7 separate regions of the Homo sapiens genome follow, and regions 1, 2, 3, 4, 5 and 7 are each linked to region 6. Evidence: chromatin contacts called from ENCODE Hi-C or POLR2A ChIA-PET data. All regions are on one chromosome and are shown on one strand. The core of a region is the stretch at or near the end of the contact, and the rest is flanking DNA. Distances in the headings are between cores, read along the strand shown.

Region 1 (2,700 bases), core at 36-2,535, 1.2 Mb before region 6:
TATATGAATGAAGTGGATTATGATGCCAACATTATATTGTTTCATAACTTTCTGAGTATGTTTCTCAGTTTTAGAGATTTATTCTAATCCAAATATGCATTTATTCGAGCAATTTAGTGTTTGCTTGATGTATATACTGTATTAATCTCTTCTCTTGCTGCCAATAAAGACATACTTAAGACTGGGTAATTTATAAAGGAAAGAGTTTTAATTGACTCACAGTTCTGCATAGTGAGGGAGGCCTTACAGTTATGGCAGAAGGCAAATGAGGAGCAAAGTCACATCTTACATGGCGGCAGACAACAGATCGTGTGCAGGGGAACTCCCCTTTATAAAACCATCAGATCTCGTGAGACTTATTAACTATCACGAGAACAGCATGGGAAAGACTCACCCCTATGATTCAATTACCTCCCACTGGGTCCCTCCCATGACAGATAGGAATTAGGGGAACTACAATTCAAGATGCAATTTGGGTGGGGACACAGCCAAACCATATCATATACCAATTTTCCTTGTAAGTAGGGTTTTTGATTTTTCAAATGTTTGTTCCTTGGAAGCCACATAGGTAGGAAAAATATTTACTTACTTTTTTGCTTTGAGACAGGGTCTCCCTCTCTCACCAGGCTGGAGTGGTGTGATCATAACTCACTGTAACCTCAAACTCCTGGGCTCAAGCCATCCTCTCACTTCAGCCTCTGGAGTAGCTAGGACTACAGGAGTACACCACCATACCTGGCTAATTTTGAAATTTTTATTTTATTTTTTGTCAAGACCAGGGTCTTGCTATGTTGCCCAGGCTGCTCTCGAACTCCTGGACTCAAGTGACTCTCCCTCCTCAGCCTTCCAAAGTGCTGGGATTACAGGTATGAGTCAGTGCACCCAGCCTACTTTTTAAGATGTATGCTTAAAGATGCTATGGTAGAAAGGGAAATACAAAGTTAAATAAAGATATCCAAATACCATTATAGCATCAAACTTCATAATAAAATGAAATCATAGAGAGCAGAGATGGCATCCTTCTGGTTCTGAATGTATGTACCTGTCAACAAAAGAAAGCCATCTCCATGTTTCCAGAGTCATGATGAAATCACATTTCAAATTGTTTCAACAGGTGCCTTATGTCAAATGCCTCTTCCTATAAAAGAAACTGCTGAGTTGTTCTAAACAGTGCATGAAAATAGCAAGTGGGCTGAGTGAGCAATCACAGTGAGGTCCTGAGAGGTGTAAAAAACCCCAGATTCAGATTCAGCTTCCTCCAGAGAGTGGGGTTACCTCCCACCATGCTTGAGGGACAGCCCTCCCATAATTAGACTCTACTCACAGTCTCAGCCTGAAGTGTGACTAGCTGAAACTAGTGACTGGAGGAATTGAGCCCCTGTAGGGAGGTCAGAACAGGTAGCACTTTCCTTCTCTTGCTCCCTGCCAATGGTTACCCCTACATAGAATTTTTATTCCTACCTCTGGGCAGCACCAGCCCGTTAATAATGAACCTAGAATGTGAAGTGAAAATCAGCACCATGTGCGGTAAGCATTAGGTAATTACATTTCACTTGTTTAATTAAGTTTCACTTTCTGGTTGCCTTGAGGGAACTGTAGGAAAGGATTTTGATTTTGTTTTTGTTTTTGTTTTTCCTGATGCTTTTTTTCTTTTTTCCCCTAGCTAGAAGCTGAATAATTCCACACAGTGTTGAAATGGATATGCTGTGTTTGTGTTGGCCGAATTAAGCATCTATAATCATGTATTTCCTCTCTTTTGTCTATTTGTGTCACAGTCTTAATATGTGGGATAGAAATTTTGTTTAGTGGAGACATAATTTTTTGATTGTCTTAGGGCTTATTTAAACCAGCTCATCTCCATTATAATGTGTTTCTGTACTTTACTCATCAGCTTGGCACTGACTCCACTATTGTTTTCTTCAAATACTGTGTATTTTCCCTGAAAGTCCAAGTAGCTGACAATTTTGCTACCTCTGCAAGGAAATCTGCTTTATTTTCTCCTAGGTTTTACACATATATAAAACTATACATTAGGGACATACTGTTCCTCAGCAGGCTACATGGCCTTTCATTCACTCTCTTAAAAATATCTGTGGACCTATTATGTGAAATAATGTATGATTTGCTCAATGGGAGATTTACTTCTCAATAACGTTATGTTTTATTAAGCCTCACGTATTTCTAAATTTATATACCTTGAATAATAATTCCATCACAGAAGGGGCTCATTATTAACCACATTTCCATGTGTGATATTCACCGAGGCATGTCCCTGGAAACATACCTAACCACATAAGAGTAAAAGCCTGTCATAGCACAGGAAGCCTAGAATAAGTACATCCTACCATTTAAGCACCTAGGTCTTAATATGTCAGTTCATAATTAGATTCTACCTTTGTGGTCAGTATTTGAAATTGAGATATAGTTAATCAGTTAGAGAGGTAGTCAATTTCACTTTGTCAGTGAAGCTCAGAATCGCACCAATATGTTGTTTTTCTTTTTTTTTTTTTGAGACGGAGTCTCACTCTGTTGCCCAGGGTGGAGTGCAGTGGTGCCATCTCGGCTCACTGCAAGCTCCGCCTCCTGGGTTCATGTCATTCTCCTGCCTCAGCCTCCCGAGTAGCTGGGACTACAGGTGCCCACCACCACGCCCAGCTAATTTTTTTGTATTTTTAGTAGAGATGGGGTTTTACCGTGTTA
Region 2 (2,700 bases), core at 107-2,606, 1.9 Mb after region 6:
CATGTTCTCATTATAATGAGTGGTTTATGGAAAATTACCTTGGTCCTATAATTTCTGTCTGATGCCTATCTTCTCTCCTGCTGATCTTTAACCAGGTGATCCACCCCAACACAGGTTAGGGAACATTGCTCTAGCTATGTTCCAGAATAGATTTCTTCTTCTTCTTCTTTTTTAAAAAAAATCTCCTTTACCCCTTTATTTGTCAGGAACACTTCAAATAAAACCTTCTTTTGGGATTTGCATGTGTATGTATGTGAACAAATTGGGTTCACTTAAAGGAAAAGAAAGGGGGTTGGCAAACTGTCATTATCACTAGTTATCTAGTGAAAGCCTACAGAGGATGCAACAGGAGGAAAGATGTAGATAGTATGTAACTGCGTACCTTTTTAATCTCAGAATTTTAAATATTTAACACCATTGCCATATAGTTACATCAGTGACTGTTAATCAGACCCACTCCCCCCCAAAAAAACCCTTTCCTAAAGCAACCCCACTGAATGAAACGGACACAAATAAAAAGGATTGTCTGGTGTACTGACTTCCAAGAACTATGAAGTGAAAAAAAAAAGAAAGCGATTTTAAAATTAAAATAAATATTTTCCTTTTAAACCAAAAGCTTGCTTCATCCATTGATTCATCGAATATTCATTGGTACCCATCTGGGAGGCCAGCTTTGCATATTTTTCGAGAGCTCCAGCTCTGAAGGCAGAAGGATTCTACTTCTGCCATGTACAAGCTTCCTGTCCCCAGACACGTTACTTACCTCCGTGCCTTAATCCCTTCATCTTTAGCGTTAATGTAAATATTAGAATTATCTCACAAATTGTAGTCAGAATTAAAGATAATGTATGTATGGTGCTTAGGAGTACTTGAAACTACATCAGTACACTTAGTCTTTACCTTAATTTTCTTTCAGCACCACGGTCAACGTCAAATATCTGGAAGGACATTGAAATATCCTGAAAGTGAAATTGTATATGACTTAATTAAATTCTATTTAAGTGTCTCCTGTAACTCTAACTATAGAAACAGGGAGACGAATAACCAGAGTAGTCAGAACCTCAGCATGGGTAGGGGACAAATCCCGTCCTTCTTCGCATTCTCCAAGGTGACTTACAGAACGCTAACGCCTTGCATACGGACAGGCGCCCCAAATTTAAGTTCGCCGTCATCTTTAAAACCCCCAGGGAGCTATGGGCCCGGGTCTCGGCTAGCTCTAAGGTCCCACCCTCGCTGATCTCAGGTTACCCAACCCTCCTCTCGGGTTACCCAACCCGGCCTCGCAGCAGTCCTCGGGTCTTCGGCCCCTCCCGCCCCTCGCCGGCGGTGCCCGCCGAGCCGGGCTGTCCCACTGCGCATGCTCCTCGCCGCGCGGTTGGGGAGCGCCGGGGCAGGGAGGCGGGCACCAGGCGCGGGTCCCTCCGGGCAGGGGAGGTAGGCCTGGGCCTGACGCCGGCCACGCAGCGGCGGGAGAGTGAGCACTCGGGCGGCGGCGTCCTGGAGACCCGCGAGAGATGGAAGCGGCGGCGACGCCGGCGGCTGCCGGGGCGGCGAGGCGCGAGGAGCTAGGTCGGTGTTGTGCGTGGGCAGGGAGCCGGGGCTGACGTGGGCGGGGGTCTGTGCGGGAGTCGGGTGCGCCCACACCTCCAGGGGCCCCGCGCTTGGCCTGAGTTGAGGCCCGATTGCTAACTGACCCCGTGGTCAGCATCCGCAAAGGAACCGGTTATCTGACCCCGAGAACTTGGTCAGACGAAGCCCAGGCCTGAATAGGGCGTTAAAATATGTGTGTGTGTGTTTGCGCGCGCGCGTGTGGGTGAGTGTGTGTGTTGAGTGGGGCGGGGCCCTGTGGGTACACGTCAAAGACGCAAGAGCCTGCGCCGTGACTCACGGTTTTTTTCCCAATGATGCTTTAAGGAAGTTATCATTGTTCTGCTTTTCAAATGCTGCAGCCCCATTCGGAATCTCCAGATGAATCCTCATTTTACTCCTTGTTATCCCAGAGTTTCGAACAGGTCGTGCTGACCAGAATGAACAGGAGATACCTGTAGCTTGCTCACTTGGCAAAGTTTGTTTGTTTTTTGCTGCTTTCCTCCCATCTTGTTTCTTGGCGACAGGGCGTGTTTGTTTACGGTTTCCCGCTGTCCAAAATAAAAAAGTAAGGATCAGGGTGGTAAAATGATCGCTCTCCCAGTTATACGTACTGTACTTGGGAGTATTTTTCATTCGATGCTGATTAAATGTAATTAAAAAATTAAATCTAAATGGAATCTTCAAGAAAACCGTTGAACTTTAAAAAATACCGTATTATAAGTAACTGATAGGTTGTTGTTATTCCTCTAATAGCCTGCAGGGCACTTTGCAATGGAATTGTTTTCAGGCCGTAATAATGGTAGAAACAATAAACTTAACATTTTATTGCGTGCTTACTGTGTGCAAACACTGTGCTAAGTGCTTTACCTATGCATTGTCTTTAATCCTCACAGCAACTGAGATAGGTGCTATCATGATTTCCATTTTATAGATACAGTAATTTTAAGCTTATTAATGGCAGAACCCAAATGTGAACTCAGGTTTCATTCATTAATAACCTGTCTTAGTGAGGATATGGAGAAATGGGTATTCTCATGCATTGCTGGCAGGAAAGGGATAATATATTTAGCCTTAAAAATGTACATATCGGCCTGGCGCGGTGGCTCACGC
Region 3 (2,700 bases), core at 166-2,665, 1.6 Mb after region 6:
GATCTTCATTTGATTAGATGAAGTCCACCCAGATGAGGGAAGGCATTCTGCTTTATTCAGTCTACCCATTCAAATGTTAATTGTATCCAGAAAACATCCTCACAGACATACAAGGAATAATCTTTGGCCAAAAGTCTGGGCACCCATGGCCCAGTCAAGTTGACACATGAAATTAACCATCACACTCATCTTAAAATATTATATCTGCAAAGACCCTATTTCTAAATAAGCTCATATTCTGAGGTTCCAGGTGGACATGAGTTTTTTGGGACTCTGTTCTGTCCAGGTGGTATGTGAGATATTGGTGACTGCTGAAAAAGTGGAAGAGTCCCGCAGCAGAGGGGAAGGTGAGGTGGTCAAGGAGGGCTTTGCTGAGAAGGAATGTGTGCACTTGGGGCTGGAGAAGGGGGAGAGAGGGAGGAGCTGCTGTGTGGAGGAAGAGGATTCTGTGTGAAGGGGACAGCACAGGCAGAGGCCCTGAAGTGTAGGGACAGTACAATTTGAGTCCATTGTGTCAGGGGAGGAAAGGGAGAGGTTGGGAGTAAAGAAGAGGATGAGGATCAAGAGGTCCTTCTTTGCGTGGACTGTGGCCTTTGTTCTAGTAAGATGGGAGCCACTGTTGTGCCTGTGAGCATGAATGAAAGCAGGTAGTGTGGGCCAGCTCATTGAGGACTTTTCTAAGTTCAGATGGATGTAGCTGAGCTGTGTGTGTGCCTAGATATTTTGCAGCAGCTGTTTCTAGGCAGGTTTTTAAAAAATGTTAGTGCTGTACTGACCCTTGATCCACCACCCTTTCCTTTCTGTATGCTTTTCACCTACCCACCCACCCACACATAAACCACAAACACGAAGAAGAGAGAGCAAACAGACAAGGCTGTGGTGGCAGGAATTGCTAGGAAACTGTGTGCTTAGCTGCCCTGCTGTGAGCTGCAGGGCCTCACACGTGTGAACTGGTGGGCTCTTCCCCCCACGACCCCTTCAGCCTTGGGCCTGCCTGGTGAACGCCATGCCTGCCATTCAGGTGGTCTTTAACCTGGGTAGATTTAGAAAATGCCAAGGTCAGTGTGCAAGCTATGTGGATTCTTCTGGGCTTCCAGGATTCTTCTGTGTATAAAATCACTATGCTGTGAAAAGAGTTGAGTCAGCTCTCCTGGTCAGCAGGCCACATTTGGCCTTGAAAATGTGGGACAGGGAGGAACATCCAAGAGGACCTTTGGAGACAGTGAGTAGATGGCTGTGTGGTCTTGGTACGTGGGCCCAGGGCCCTCTGCTGCCAGCCTTGTTACTGGCCTACAAAGTGTTCACACATTGTTGTTCTTATTTGTCATAAAAACACTTCAGCCTGCAATCTGAGTATTGGTCATTAAAAAGAAGAAGGAACTCCAGGCGGAGGCTGGCCCTCAGCGGGCCTGGCCTGCTGGTCTGTGGCCTGTGTCGTCGGTTCAGTTTGCCCAGTTACTGGGGGAATCACTACTTCAGATTCCTTGGCCTTGGAGTTAAAGGGAAATATCCTTATTTGGTTGACATTTAATTTCCTTTTTGCCTCCAAAGGAAGGGGCCTGGCCCTTGTGTAATGAGGGCTCGGGGGAAGTGGGCTATATGGGGGCCTGATTTCAGACTCTCTCTGGGCTGTGCGGGGGCCTGATTTCAGACTCTCCTGCCTCCACTTACCAAGATAGTGCCAGAAGCAGCCTGCTTGGGGAGGTTATCTGGGAGGCCGATGTCATTGTGACCCCTCTGGGGAGCATCGCTTTAGAAGATAATTATGTGTAAGTGGAGATGAAAATAGAATTCTCCAGTGCCAGGAGCAGCTGCTCTTCCGTAGTGTTTCAGGAGTTGCCTTTGGGGCCCCTCCTTCCTCCCAAACAAAACACACCCATCCAAAATGAAAGTTGTGAAGATGATTCCTAGCTAGAAAAGTGAGTGTTACAAATGTGTTTTGTGAGTGTGTAATTCCAGAAGTTATTTTTAGGGTGTTCTTTCCTTAGCACATCAAAAGAGCTTCCTTAGAGGAACTGCCTTTTAAATTGCACAGCCTTTCTCTGCCAGAGTGCTACAGGAAGTTTTGACTCAGGTAGTGTTCCTTCAGAATCTGTGGAGGCAGGCTTTGCTTCCTTGTTATAGTTAGAACAGAAAGGCCTTGCCCACGAGTGGGAGCCAGACAGGGCTCCACGTGTTCCCCTCCCATAAGACAGCCTCCTTGTCCTATGCCCAGGGGTGGCTTTTGTCTCTGCTGACATGCCCCCAACATCTAGTAAATACGTACTTGTTGATGGACAGGATGTATTGGATGTGGGCCCTGGCATCTTTGCTGGGCTCTGAGTAGGCGGCATGCTGTGATTTCACTTAGAACCCTGAGAAGTTGGTCTTCTGGTATCCAGATTGGTACTGGAACATTAAGTTCTGATTTCATCACTGCTGCCTTCGATAAGTTACTTGCCTCCCTGGGCCTCAGTTCTCTCATCTTTAATCTAGAGGGTTGGATGAAATGATTGGCATGGGGGTCTCCCTTCACCTCTCCACCCACTCTGGGCAGCCCCTTGCACTGTCTCCCTGGTCACAGTGCGAGCTCCTGGAAGGTAGAGCCGGTTTAGGCACAGGGAACATGAACTTTTTATCCCAGCCAGCCTGATAAATACAGGGCTTCCCCAGAACTCAACATGCTTCAGCCCTGGTGCTCCCTGATGGCCTGTCTGGCCA
Region 4 (2,700 bases), core at 159-2,658, 1.1 Mb before region 6:
TGGACACTCTGGGGCAGTATGGATAAATAGAATACCAGGACCAGACATACCCATGTAAAACTTCCAAAATGTCTACATGTAAAGCTACAAATTTAATGGTACCAACAATAAAAATTGGTGCAATCAAGAGAAGTGAAGTAAAATTCTCTGGGAAGAATTGAGGAAAGCCTTATGAGAAAGGTGAAATTTGAGGTGGGACTTAAGAGAGGCATTAAAATGGAAGAAAGCAGTGGCTTCCTCTTCCTGGGAGTTCATCAGGGCCATAGACTTTAGGGCAGAAAAGTCAAACTACAGACTGAAAAGAAAAGGCCAAGTATGAATGGAGGGTTTAGGTTGAGGAGTAGGCTAAGATCTTCCTGGTTCTTCCCTCTGTGCAACACTGAGAATCTTTTTCCTGTGTCCAATTTTACATCTTCTTCTTCTGGTTTAAGCATGCCTAAAAGAGATTACCAACTACCAACTTCTGAAGACACAGTTTGTGTAGTTCCTGTGGACTGGGACATGTGACTCTGCAAATATGATACTAAATACTCTATTTTTTTTTTAAGCAAATTGAGTATGTAACTCTGTCTCAAAATATGCAGTACATGTCTCAGCCTTAAACTTGTTCCCCTGTGCTTTTAGATAATAATTTTTTGAAATGTGTTTGGAAGTCTTTGGGGGCCTAAGTTTAGAAAGCTAGAAAGACATTCTCATTGCCTTTGTTGTTCCAATCTGTTGTTCTGTAATTTCTGGACTTGGATCTATCATTTGACTGAAAAGGATAAAAGGTCCAAGAGTGAAAAGAAATGGGTTAAAGAGAGGGAACAACCAGCCAAAGCAGTGGCAGCCAGCACCCGAGGGGGGTGGCTGCAGCTGGGCTCTGCCCAGCTGCAGGTGTGGAGGAGGAAGTGCAGGAACGAGCCCAGGACCCATTTCCAGGTGGCAGCAGGGTTCAGTGGGCTTAATTAACCGGTGAACTGCTCATGAGGTCGGTCTGTCTCTACCTTTCTACACCACACTGAACAAGCCACTGACCATTTCCTGCCTCGGATTTCCTCAGCCCCAAAGAGGGGACAACAATGTGTATTCGTCAGAGAAATTACTGGCCACTGTCTCATTCAGAAGCTGCCCCTAGAAGTGTTAGTAAAGACTTTTAAAAACATGAAACAAAGCAGAGAATTAAAAATAACAGGAAGTGGAAGAGAGAGCACACTATGATCTGAAATCTTCTGTGTTATATGCTGGTGTTAAAGAGGTCGTGAGGCCTTGATGAAGATTTGTTACTTGGAAGGATGTCAGTGCTGGGGACCTGCTCTCTGTGAACCCAGCAACCTGCCCCAGCATTTCAAGGGGCATACAGTCCACTCAGATGATTTATTTCTGAGTTGGAATTACCCCATTCCCCAGCCCACCCTCTTTTCAACTTTGTACAAATGTAAGTGGCCAATTCACTTTACTACACAAATGACTCATGATTTCATGAGCTGCAAGCAGCAGTTTCTTAAGCAGCTTTCCCATATTCCTAGTGCAAGAAATGGACACACAGACATCTCTTATGGGCTAGATCTTTTTAATTTGTGAAGCAAAGAAAGTGAGGGAACCACTGGACCCAATCTCAAGTATCCAAGGTCAACTAGACGAGGCACATGGCCAATTTCCAAAGACACATGGTTCTTTCCTAATCCTCAGCCTCTACTTCCTCACTGGATCTGAGTTCAAATCTCAGAAAGGTCAGAGCATGTGCATTTTTGGCATTTTTAAACAAATGGATGCAATTAAGAACTTGAGGAAAGGGTGACTTTCTATAGTTTTCAGCATACATCAGCTACTTGACAACTTCTACTAAAATAGAGCTGCTTTCAGAGGGTAATGTGAGTAGCCAATCACTGCCACTCAGGACAAAAATGTTGGCCAATGACCTAGAAGTAAGTGTGTGGTGTATTTCGCATGACTATAAGTGCTTCTCATTAGGAAAATAATGGCATCAGTTCCTGGAGTTTTCTTGGTTATTTAAACCTCCTGCTTTGGAGTTGAGTTCATGGTTTACCAACATCAGCAAGTGTTTCCTATTTTGTTGTACATGATCACCAAAGGAATAGGAGGCAATAAAGGAAATGAGAACTAAAGGTTCTAGAGAGATTACATTCTTTATCACATTTAATCTTTATAAGAACCCCCAAAAGTTGGTGTTCTTTCCTCCATCTTACAGATGTTTTGAAAACTGAAGCTCTGAAAAGTTACGTAACTTGGATCTACAGAGCTCTAAGAGGACGTGCTAAGATTTGAATCCAGAATTTCGTGACTCAAAAACGTTTTCTCCACAATATCAGTTTACCAGAATAACCTAGGCATGGCCTCAAAAGACCTATATTAGAAATTAGCTATATCCTAGTTCTAAGGAAGTATTCATTTTTTATTATTCAACTGTTAAAACTGCACATATATTATATTCCATAGAAATTCTGAGCATCAATAATAGGAGATACTTTCACTATTTGTATATATGTATATGTATATTTGTGTATATATACATACAAAATATATTTTACAATTGTCTCTTTGTTCCAAGAGTGGGAAGGAAAATAATTAGAATTTGTAGTTGGGCATTTGTGTCCACTTTAACCTGATCCATTCTGTCTAACTTTTCTTTGCAAGCTCTCAAATTCATTGTTAGCCTATCTGATCCTGTCGTCTGGAGACTGCCAAGTATTTCACATC
Region 5 (2,700 bases), core at 84-2,583, 1.4 Mb after region 6:
CTTTGTTGAATGTCCCTCCATTTAGATTTGTCTAATCTTATGTGATTAAACTGAGGTTATGTATTTTTGGCAAGAACACCACAGAATTGATTAGGCACCTTTTCAGTGCATTGTTATCAAGAGGTAAATGATGCTGAATTTTGGTCACTTGGTTAAGATGATGTCCACCAGGTTTCTCCTCTGTAGTTACTACTTTTCCTTTATAAATATCTCATGAAGACAGAGTAGAGGCTACAGAAATATGCTTTTCATCATACTTTTGCCCATTGACGTTAGTATCCATTGATGACTGTTGTCTGAAACAACTACTGTGGTGTTTACCAAATAGTATTTTCTATTTCCATTATTCCTTCTACAATTATCAATCGGAATCCTGCTGTAAGGAAGTTTTCCCTGCTGCCCCATTTACTTGTTTATTAATTATTTATTCTTAGTAATATGGATTTTTAAATTCTACATTTTATTACTATCCAATATTGAAGATTATACTACTTATCTTGCAAGATTTCGTCCTGAGGATTAAATGGCTCCTGGTACATAGTAATCACAAAATTAACACTAAACTTGGAAGATCTGGGTTCAAGACCCAACACTGCCACTTATTAGCAGGAAGATACTGGCCAAGTCACTGAAGTCACTTTGGTTTCGTTTTCTTAAACTGTATAAAGGGAATAATAATATCTACCCCAAAAGGTTTGTTCTGACGTCTATGTGACTTAGCGTGAAGTCTTCAAATACACTCTAAGTATTAAGGACTCAAAAGTTCACCATTGTTTTAAAAGTTGAGTTTGTGACAGGATTGAATAACTGTGAGATTAAGGTGGCAGACACCAAAAGAGAGCGTGCTCTTTGCATGAAACGATCCAGGCAAGGCTCTTTTAACAGCTACCAGGTGGCAGGCCATGTCCGCGGGTGATCTGGGGGAAGCGCCCCTCCCCCGACACGGAAGCTCCGCGACAGGGGAGGCTGCGTGGGAAGCTCGCGCGACCCGACCCCAGGAGAGCGCGCAAAGCCTCTCGCACTGAGTTACCGGGTCTGGTCCGGACACTCCTTACAGCCGCCAGCCCGACCGCGGGCAGGGCCCACGGCCTGCGGAGCCTGAGAAACGCGAGCCGTACCTGCGTTCGCAACAAGGCGCCTTCCTGGGATCCCATTCCTCCGGAATACAATCCCAGCTCTTGGGCCTCGGGGAGTCATGCTCCTACGGGGCGACTGGGAAGCCAGTGCATCCCTGACTCACCTGAGAACCCGGGGCCTGGACACAGTAACCGCAGCTCAGAGCAAGCCAGCCTGGTAAGCTCCTGCCCATCAGCTGCCCAGCAGCCGTTTCTGCGCCTGCGGGAGAGCCATCGCCGAGCCGCCGTCACTTCCGTCATTCAAACCGCCCGCCAATGGCCGGACCAAACCGCGGGAATAGGCCCTGTCCCGCCTTCCTCGGGGGCCGCCGGGAAGGCTGCGCGGTGTTAAAAACCCCGCGCCCCGCGCACGCGCACAGGCACGCGCCAGCCCCAGCCTGCCTAGGGGCCCATTATTTGTCACACCTGTCAGGCTTTGACGTTTTCCCGTATGGGCCGCGCTCGGTGGCTCGCGCCTGTAATCCCAGCACTTTGGGAGGCCAAGGCGGGAGGATCACTTGAGCCCAAGAGTTCGAGGTTATGTATTTTTGGTTATGAGTTCAAGACCAAGTCCTTTTAAAAACATGGTGAAACCTCATCTTTACAAAAAATACGACAACAGCAAAAATTAGCCGTGCGTGGTGGTGGGCGCCTGTAATCCCAGCTACTCGGGAGGCTGAGGCAGGAGAATCGCTTGAACCCAGGAGGTGGAGGTTGCAGTGAGCCGAGATCCCGCCAGTACTGCACTCCAGCCTGGGCGACAGAGCCAAAGCCTGTCTAAAAAAAAAAAAAAAAAGTGCAGAGCCATGAGGGTGACTTTTGTTTTAAGGCCCCATCATGAAGATATCTTGGGATATGCATCCTTTTCTGTACTGACTACGGAATTCATTGGTACTATTATGCGCAGTTAACGTCTTATAGCTTTCATTTAAGGCCTCCAGCTCATAACAACAATGAGCCGTATGTTACCCTGTGCCTCCAGAGGTACAGCGCACGGAGAGCACCTCACGGATTTATCTGCTGTAAATAACCAATAATCAGGCGGTGAGCACAGGTTAATACCTATTGAGTATCTGTTATGTGCCGAGTACATTATGTTACTCTGGATGGATTATGATGCCTATACTAGATTTTGCAGTCTGGGTCATGGGGGTTAAACATCAGGAATCAAAGGATTAAAAATGGGGGGTGGGGATGGGAAGTTGCTGACACGATCAGATCTGGCTGCACAGTGGGGAAAAGGTCAGAGAGAGTGAAGACAGAAGGCCGTATACTACTACAGAAAGTGAAAGATAATAGCAATGAGAATGGAGAGAGGTGAGTAGATTGAATAGGAAGCCAAACATCAGGAATTGGTGGTTACCTGGTTATGGGAGGCACAAGAGGAGAAAACAAGGGTGATGCCCAAGTCCCAGATACCTAGCACCTGGGTAGATAGTGATAACATCCTCCTGGAACACACATGAAGAGAACCAGGAGGGAGAAGTAATAAGTTAAGCTTTGAATATTTTGAATTTGAGCTGTTTATGAGATATCTAGACAAAGGGATGCATTTCAGAAACTTAGGACACAAAATTAGCAGTAC
Region 6 (2,700 bases), core at 160-2,659:
TGGCCGTCAGGAAAGGGAGAGCGTTGGGTCAGTTCTTCCCCCAGCAGCCTGGGCAGGGGTGGGAGGCTGGTGAGAGGGCAAAGGGGAGTCTGGCAGGGTGTTCTAGAGAGGAGGCCAACTGAGGAGAGGTATTAAGAGCAGGCCAGCAGGTTCGGAAGACTCTGAGGGCTTCTCAAGTGTTTGGTCACCTTTACCAGACGGGACAGAACACCATGAGAGGTGACACGATTTCCTAGTGGTATGATAATATAGATATGAGGAGTCAGGAAAAACTGGCTTATCTTTCCATCAGTTGGAGGTAGTCAATGTTTCCCTATCATTTTTAACTACCCCATTGCGTTTCTAAAAATCTGTATCTTTATTTCATTGTTCTAATTCAACACAACCGCAGATCGAATTTACTCAACGCCGTGGTAGAGGAAGGATTTTCAGGCTAGGATGAGCTCTGCAGAAGAGAAGCTTTACTTAGTAGAAAAGGCAGTGAATTTCTAGACAGAGACCTGCCCCATCTTACTAACTGGGTAGTCTTCCATATGTCTCTTCACCCCCTGGGTTTATCTCCTCTTCTGTAAAATGGGGATGAAAATGCCCACCTACCCACCTCCAAATGAGTGCTATGGCAATAAGTTGCACGAAGGCCTGTGAGCGCCCAGCCTAGGCTTTCTGCGGATCTGAACGGTCTCCAGGGTCTCTGTATCAAGCTCTTCACCATTCAGGAATGAAACACTGCGGATGTCTGCTCAGAAATGCAGGGAGAACCTCCTCCCACAGGGGACCTCCCGCCCTGCAGCTCATGAAGTGAAGGCTCGCAGATCGCCAGGCTCTTATTGTAGCTCGACAGGGGCGAGGCAGGCTAACTCCGGGGACGCAACAGGGTGGACCTGGAACCCGGGTTTCTTGGCCCAAGGCACCGAAGGCGTAGGGATTGCTGTTCCCGGCCCGCCCCTCGCGGTAGCTGCAACTGGGGGCATGTCCAGCGGCACGGTCTCCGGCGCCCGCAGCCCGGCTCGGGAACCACTTCGCTTACCTGCGGCTCCACCAGCCATCGCTGCTCGGCGCCGCCGGGCGCAGGGCGCGGGGCGCGGAACGCGGAGTACACGGGGATGCGGTCCCGGGTGCTGTAGAGGGTGGCGAAGCGCTCAGCACCCTCCGCGCGCTGACAGATCTTCACGTGGGAATCGGCCGCCAGCCCCGCAGGCGGGGTCCCGGCGTAGAAGAACTTGTCACATTCGCCAAAGCCGGCTTCCTCCTCGCCCACGAGCCGGCCTTCCAGCAGCCCAGCCAGGGCGAAGAGGCTGCCCAGCGCGAGCCAGCGCGCGGTGCCCATGGCGGCCTCTGCGAGCGCGGCGGGGCCGAGCGGCTGGGCTGCCGCGGCGCGAGCTCTGCAGGCTGGGCGGGGAGCGCACTACGCAGCCGAGCAGGGTAGGGAAGGGAAGTCGCAACCTAGGCGCGGCGCTCTGCGGAGCCGGGCGGGGCGGCCCGGGCGGCGGGGGCGGGTCCGCGTCGGGAGGCCGCGCCTCCCTCCCTGAAGATGGCTGCAGAGGCCCAGGGCCGCGCTCCGCGATGCTGACAACGTACCCTGGGCTGCGCCCGGGACTGGAGACGCGGGTCACCTGCCTCCGCGCCGCCTGGTCTCAGCAGTCCGGGGGACGCGCGCTACCAAGAGTGGAGAATCCGAGTGGGGCGGGCCTAGTCCCGGGGCTGGGAAGAGATAGTCGCATGGACTGGGCGCCAAGAAGCCTGCTGATCGCGCGCGCCCCACGGCCGCCCTGGTGATGCAGAGGGGTGGCGTGAGATGCTCGTGGAGCTGCGGCTGGTTCGGAGTGGATGGGCAGAGTTCCCCTCTGAAATTTCATGAAGATGCGTCTCCCACTCTCCACCGAAGTACTCAACGACCAGCACACGCATACAATTTTGATGGAGTTTTTTGTTTTTTGTTATGTTTTTTTAGCTCACCAGAAACTCAGAGAGTAAAGAAATACTGTTAAAGGAAGTTCCTAAACTAGGCAGACAGTATAACCCTGTGTGGTTTTCTTGGTGCAAGTGTTAGAAACAAAACCGATACCAAGCAAGGAAGGAGGCCAGCCAACGTCATTGGTCAACAGGTTGGCCAATTCTTTCCTTCATTTATCCCTCTGAATGCCTAGGTGCCAGCCTGAGATAGGCACTGGATTACCACAGGGGTAAACAAGAGCAGGGCTCCTGCGGTCACAAAGACAGCCTAGTGGGAAAGTTTGTCATTAACCGAGGAAACATGCTATTAAAGGGATAACTAAAAACTGAACACAGATCTGTGAGACCCTGACAGCTACAGGGGTTCAGGATGTAATCCGGGAAGGTTTGCCTGAAGAAGTGGCATCTGAGCTGAGACCTGGAGGATGACATTAACTAGGCAAGGAGGAAAACCATGTGCTAAGTGGTCTCCCACAGAAGGGAACATGATGTATTGGAGGAATTTAAGGAAGGCTAGTGTGGGTAAAGCGCGGAGAACCGCGTGGGGGATGATGGGAAGTGGGGCTAAAGGAGGAGGCAGGGGTCATATTACTCAGGTTATTATAGGCCAGAGGCCTTCAAACACTTTTTGAGAAGGCCCATAATGAGAAAAGTTTGATGAAATAATTCTTATGCTTATGATTGGCATTGCAATTTCATATTTCTGTTCTACTTCACTTTTTTAAAAAAGTGCTGGTGTTGACCCAC
Region 7 (2,700 bases), core at 89-2,588, 1.2 Mb before region 6:
TGTAATCATAGTTCTGTAGAGTCGTAGGGGTGAAATGAAATAATGCATGTAAAGAACTTTGTGTTATAATTGGCACATAGTGCTCAGAAATGTTAGCTATTATTAATATAATAAAACAATAATCGATATATATGGCTATAACCATATAAACCATTTTTAATTTAAGGATGAATAATTACAACGTGTAGATATCATGAATGCATTGATTGTAATACACTTCAGAATACCAGTAATTTTCTAATCATTAGAGTTTAAGCTCTTCTATCCATATATTAGAAGTGTAACAACCACAAGCTTCCTTATCTACTTATAGAATTGCAAGCATAGCTTACATATGAAAACGTTCTTACACGTCATAATAGGGCAGCCAGTTGTATTAAGCACCTTGTCTTATTAAGATACCATTGTTGTGTGCAGTCAAATGTTTGTAGTTTCTTGGTAAGTGCCCTTAAGGCAGATGTCTTACCCTCCAGGGAGACACTGAGGCTCTCAAAAGGGGTAATAATATTTCAAAACATCTGGAACACGGTTTGAGCCATTAGGCCGCACAGCCCCAAGTTTTTATTAATTTGTACTCCAGACTTCACTAGAGGAAAAAGCAGCACGATTTTTAGGCGAAGGAATAAGCCACTTGAGGTCCGCCTCTGAATCAGTTTCACAAAGAAAAGTCCATCAGTGCAGAGGAAGGCCAGCGGACCTGAGTACCTATGTCGTGGTTAAAGAAGGATGACTGGGCCGGGCGCGGTGGCTCACGCCAGTAATCCCAGCACTTTGGGAGGCCAAGATGGGCGGATCACGACAAACCATCCTGACTAACACGGTGAAACCCTTTCTCTACTAAAAATACAAAAAATTAGCCAGGCGTGGTGGCGTGCGCCTGTAGTCCCAGCTACTCGGAAGGCTGAGGCAGGAGAATGGCATGAACCTGGGAGGCGGAGCTTGCAGTGAGACAACATCGCGCCACTGCACTCCAGCCTGGGCGACAAAGCGAGACTCCGTCTCAAAAAAAAAAAAAAAAGAAAAAGAAGGATGACTGTTCAGAAGGCACTTTCAGCTTTTCTCATAGTTTTAACATGTGGGTCTTCCTTCTTGGAGGTATGGGAAAAACAGTCTAAGCCTGATGAGAAAAGGCTGTGGATTTCTCAGGTGATGGCTCTCGCGAGGTCTGAGCCGCGCGGCTGGGGTCTGGCTCCGCGCGTGCCTGGACACGCACAGATTGTTTTGAACTTGAGCAACGCCTCCTGCTAGCTTTCCACCCGATTTCTGTCTGTTCAGAGCTGGCCTCCTCTAGCAGGAAGTGCCTGCCGTTTAAGGAGTGCAGGCAATTCCCGACAGCCAACCCCGCCTCCCCCGCCTCCTTGCTCTGCTTCCTTCTCATTGGTCTGGAGGCCGGCCGGGCCTTATCCTCGCATTTTTAAAATGTCTTCTTTTGTCAGCTTGAGGTTTTCCAGAATTTAAAAGCGGAAAGGAAGAGAGAAGGACAAGGAAGCTATAAAAGACACATTAAATAAACTCTACTGGGAACAAGTGTGTGTGTGTGTAAGAGAGAATGTAACTTTTGCAAGGGAAGTTGGTAGATTGCTTATTATTTTAACAAAGAGGGGGTGTGTGTGTATGTGTATGTGTGTGTGTGTGTGTCCCTGAACTGGAGAAGCAGATGTTTAAAGGAGGCAGCAGGAAGCAGTTCTGACAAATGAAAGGATTTTTGATTGAATTCATGAGCTAAAGTTTCCTGCCAGTAATGCATTCAACCCTAGGCTACATAAAAGAAAAACCTATATAATTGAGGTTTAATTGCTTAACTTTTAAACATGCAACCAGAACAGGCAAGTGTAGCTTCCACAGGTAAACCTAAGTGATGCTGTAAGCTGATTTGGGGTTATTATTTATTGGCACTTCATAAAATTATGATCCTTTCCCCTTTATCATGCTCCTGCTTTTTCAGTGCTTGAGTGCCAGAGTCTATCCCTTATTGTCTGTGTAAGTTAAAATCCTTGGTGCACACTTTTTTTTTCTCTTTAAGCTGTTTCGTGAGCAGGTGCAGATGGCTTTCATGAACTGAGCCAAATGAAATGCTCTGTTTCAGCCTGCAGAAACTAAAGTTTTTAAAAACGGAACAACTGTTTTGTGCTGTACCTATAATTCAACTGGAAAATGTTTTCCCCCTTTTATGATGAAAACTGCCATCTCTGTTTCTCTTACTGAATCTGGTTTATTTACAGCCTTAAGGAAATCTTGTCACTAAAATCCACCCTCACCACTCCTCCAGTATTTTTCAGTCTGATGATTTCACAACCAGAGCCATTGCAAAATAAGAGTACATGGGCATTTTTTTAAAATCCCTAGTGATTTTTATGAAGTTTTTTCCTGTCTTGTTTCTCATTGTATAATTAAGTAAACAGTTTCAGGAATACTCAAAACATTGAGAGTGCTCTACCTTTTCATAAATATAATATGAAATAAATCACTTTATTCATCAAGGGTTTTAATTTTAAACCAAGCAACAGAAAGAGGGGCATCCACTTGGTTTGGTGCTTGCATTGTTGAATCCTCTTGAGAAACAAAGTAAAAAAGTGAATTAACTTCCTTGGATCATAGAAAGCTCTAGTGGCCATGGTTGTGATGAACCTTAGCTTTCTGCTCCAATCACACTTGCATGGGCTCTCATGCAAAGATATATAACAAGTAACCATAACCCAA

What was found. Hi-C counts contacts between places; a loop is a spot of excess contacts on that map. ChIA-PET counts read pairs that join two places held with the same protein, here RNA polymerase II (POLR2A). Pooled maps may share reads with other maps.
Region 1: a map with no recorded cell type shows a loop between it and region 6 (3-fold over the local background). The contact joins the enhancer-like site here to the promoter of ENDOD1 in region 6. A Hi-C loop is called at or near these places in 6 of 37 single-sample maps with no recorded cell type and 7 of 50 pooled maps. POLR2A ChIA-PET finds 5 or more read pairs at or near these places in 1 of 52 experiments (activated CD8-positive, alpha-beta memory T cell).
Region 2: a pooled map shows a loop between it and region 6 (12-fold over the local background). The contact joins the promoter of SLC36A4 here to the promoter of ENDOD1 in region 6. A Hi-C loop is called at or near these places in 7 of 50 pooled maps.
Region 3: a loop to region 6 is called in a pooled map, with 7 times the contacts of the local background. The contact joins the enhancer-like site here to the promoter of ENDOD1 in region 6. A Hi-C loop is called at or near these places in 5 of 37 single-sample maps with no recorded cell type and 3 of 50 pooled maps.
Region 4: a loop to region 6 is called in a map of OCI-LY7, with 3 times the contacts of the local background. The contact joins the enhancer-like site here to the promoter of ENDOD1 in region 6. A Hi-C loop is called at or near these places in 1 of 168 maps with a recorded cell type or tissue (OCI-LY7) and 6 of 50 pooled maps. POLR2A ChIA-PET finds 5 or more read pairs at or near these places in 1 of 52 experiments (activated naive CD4-positive, alpha-beta T cell).
Region 5: a loop to region 6 is called in a map with no recorded cell type, with 25 times the contacts of the local background. The contact joins the promoter of CEP295 here to the promoter of ENDOD1 in region 6. A Hi-C loop is called at or near these places in 1 of 37 single-sample maps with no recorded cell type and 6 of 50 pooled maps. POLR2A ChIA-PET finds 5 or more read pairs at or near these places in 2 of 52 experiments (CD8-positive, alpha-beta memory T cell and Panc1).
Region 7: a loop to region 6 is called in a map of GM12878, with 2.2 times the contacts of the local background. The contact joins the enhancer-like site here to the promoter of ENDOD1 in region 6. A Hi-C loop is called at or near these places in 1 of 168 maps with a recorded cell type or tissue (GM12878), 5 of 37 single-sample maps with no recorded cell type and 6 of 50 pooled maps. POLR2A ChIA-PET finds 5 or more read pairs at or near these places in 2 of 52 experiments (HCT116 and activated CD8-positive, alpha-beta memory T cell).

Annotation. Positions count from the first base shown.
Region 1 is chr11:96,266,381-96,269,080 of GRCh38, reverse strand. All of the region lies in intron 1 of MAML2 (mastermind like transcriptional coactivator 2), which reads left to right. Among named protein-coding and RNA genes, the nearest start is that of MIR1260B, 74 kb to the left of the region's middle. Within about 2 kb of position 1,285, at least 7 of the 41 ENCODE cell types and tissues checked have a DNase peak (open chromatin) inside an H3K27ac peak, as active enhancers do.
Region 2 is chr11:93,196,647-93,199,346 of GRCh38, reverse strand. SLC36A4 (solute carrier family 36 member 4) reads left to right here and starts at 1,356. Exons shown (of 11, transcript NM_152313.4): 1 at 1,356-1,569. The coding sequence starts at 1,515. RefSeq lists a silencer at 1,215-1,594.
Region 3 is chr11:93,528,491-93,531,190 of GRCh38, reverse strand. The region is part of intron 1 of SMCO4 (single-pass membrane protein with coiled-coil domains 4); the gene reads left to right. Among named protein-coding and RNA genes, the nearest start is that of SMCO4, 14 kb to the left of the region's middle. Within about 2 kb of position 1,415, at least 21 of the 41 ENCODE cell types and tissues checked have a DNase peak (open chromatin) inside an H3K27ac peak, as active enhancers do.
Region 4 is chr11:96,213,884-96,216,583 of GRCh38, reverse strand. All of the region lies in intron 1 of MAML2 (mastermind like transcriptional coactivator 2), which reads left to right. Among named protein-coding and RNA genes, the nearest start is that of MIR1260B, 130 kb to the left of the region's middle. RefSeq lists an enhancer at 1,105-1,174. Within about 2 kb of position 1,408, at least 19 of the 41 ENCODE cell types and tissues checked have a DNase peak (open chromatin) inside an H3K27ac peak, as active enhancers do; they include OCI-LY7, where a contact is called at or near this core.
Region 5 is chr11:93,660,315-93,663,014 of GRCh38, reverse strand. CEP295 (centrosomal protein 295) reads right to left here and starts at 1,333. Exons shown (of 30, transcript NM_033395.2): 1 at 1,241-1,333. RefSeq lists an enhancer at 1,210-1,339 and a silencer at 1,500-1,569.
Region 6 is chr11:95,088,555-95,091,254 of GRCh38, reverse strand. ENDOD1 (endonuclease domain containing 1) reads right to left here and starts at 1,409. Exons shown (of 2, transcript NM_015036.3): 1 at 1,028-1,409. The coding sequence starts at 1,327. RefSeq lists a silencer at 1,158-1,587 and enhancers at 1,598-1,657, 1,728-2,007.
Region 7 is chr11:96,241,974-96,244,673 of GRCh38, reverse strand. All of the region lies in intron 1 of MAML2 (mastermind like transcriptional coactivator 2), which reads left to right. Among named protein-coding and RNA genes, the nearest start is that of MIR1260B, 98 kb to the left of the region's middle. RefSeq lists an enhancer at 978-1,127. Within about 2 kb of position 1,338, at least 38 of the 41 ENCODE cell types and tissues checked have a DNase peak (open chromatin) inside an H3K27ac peak, as active enhancers do; they include GM12878 and HCT116, where a contact is called at or near this core.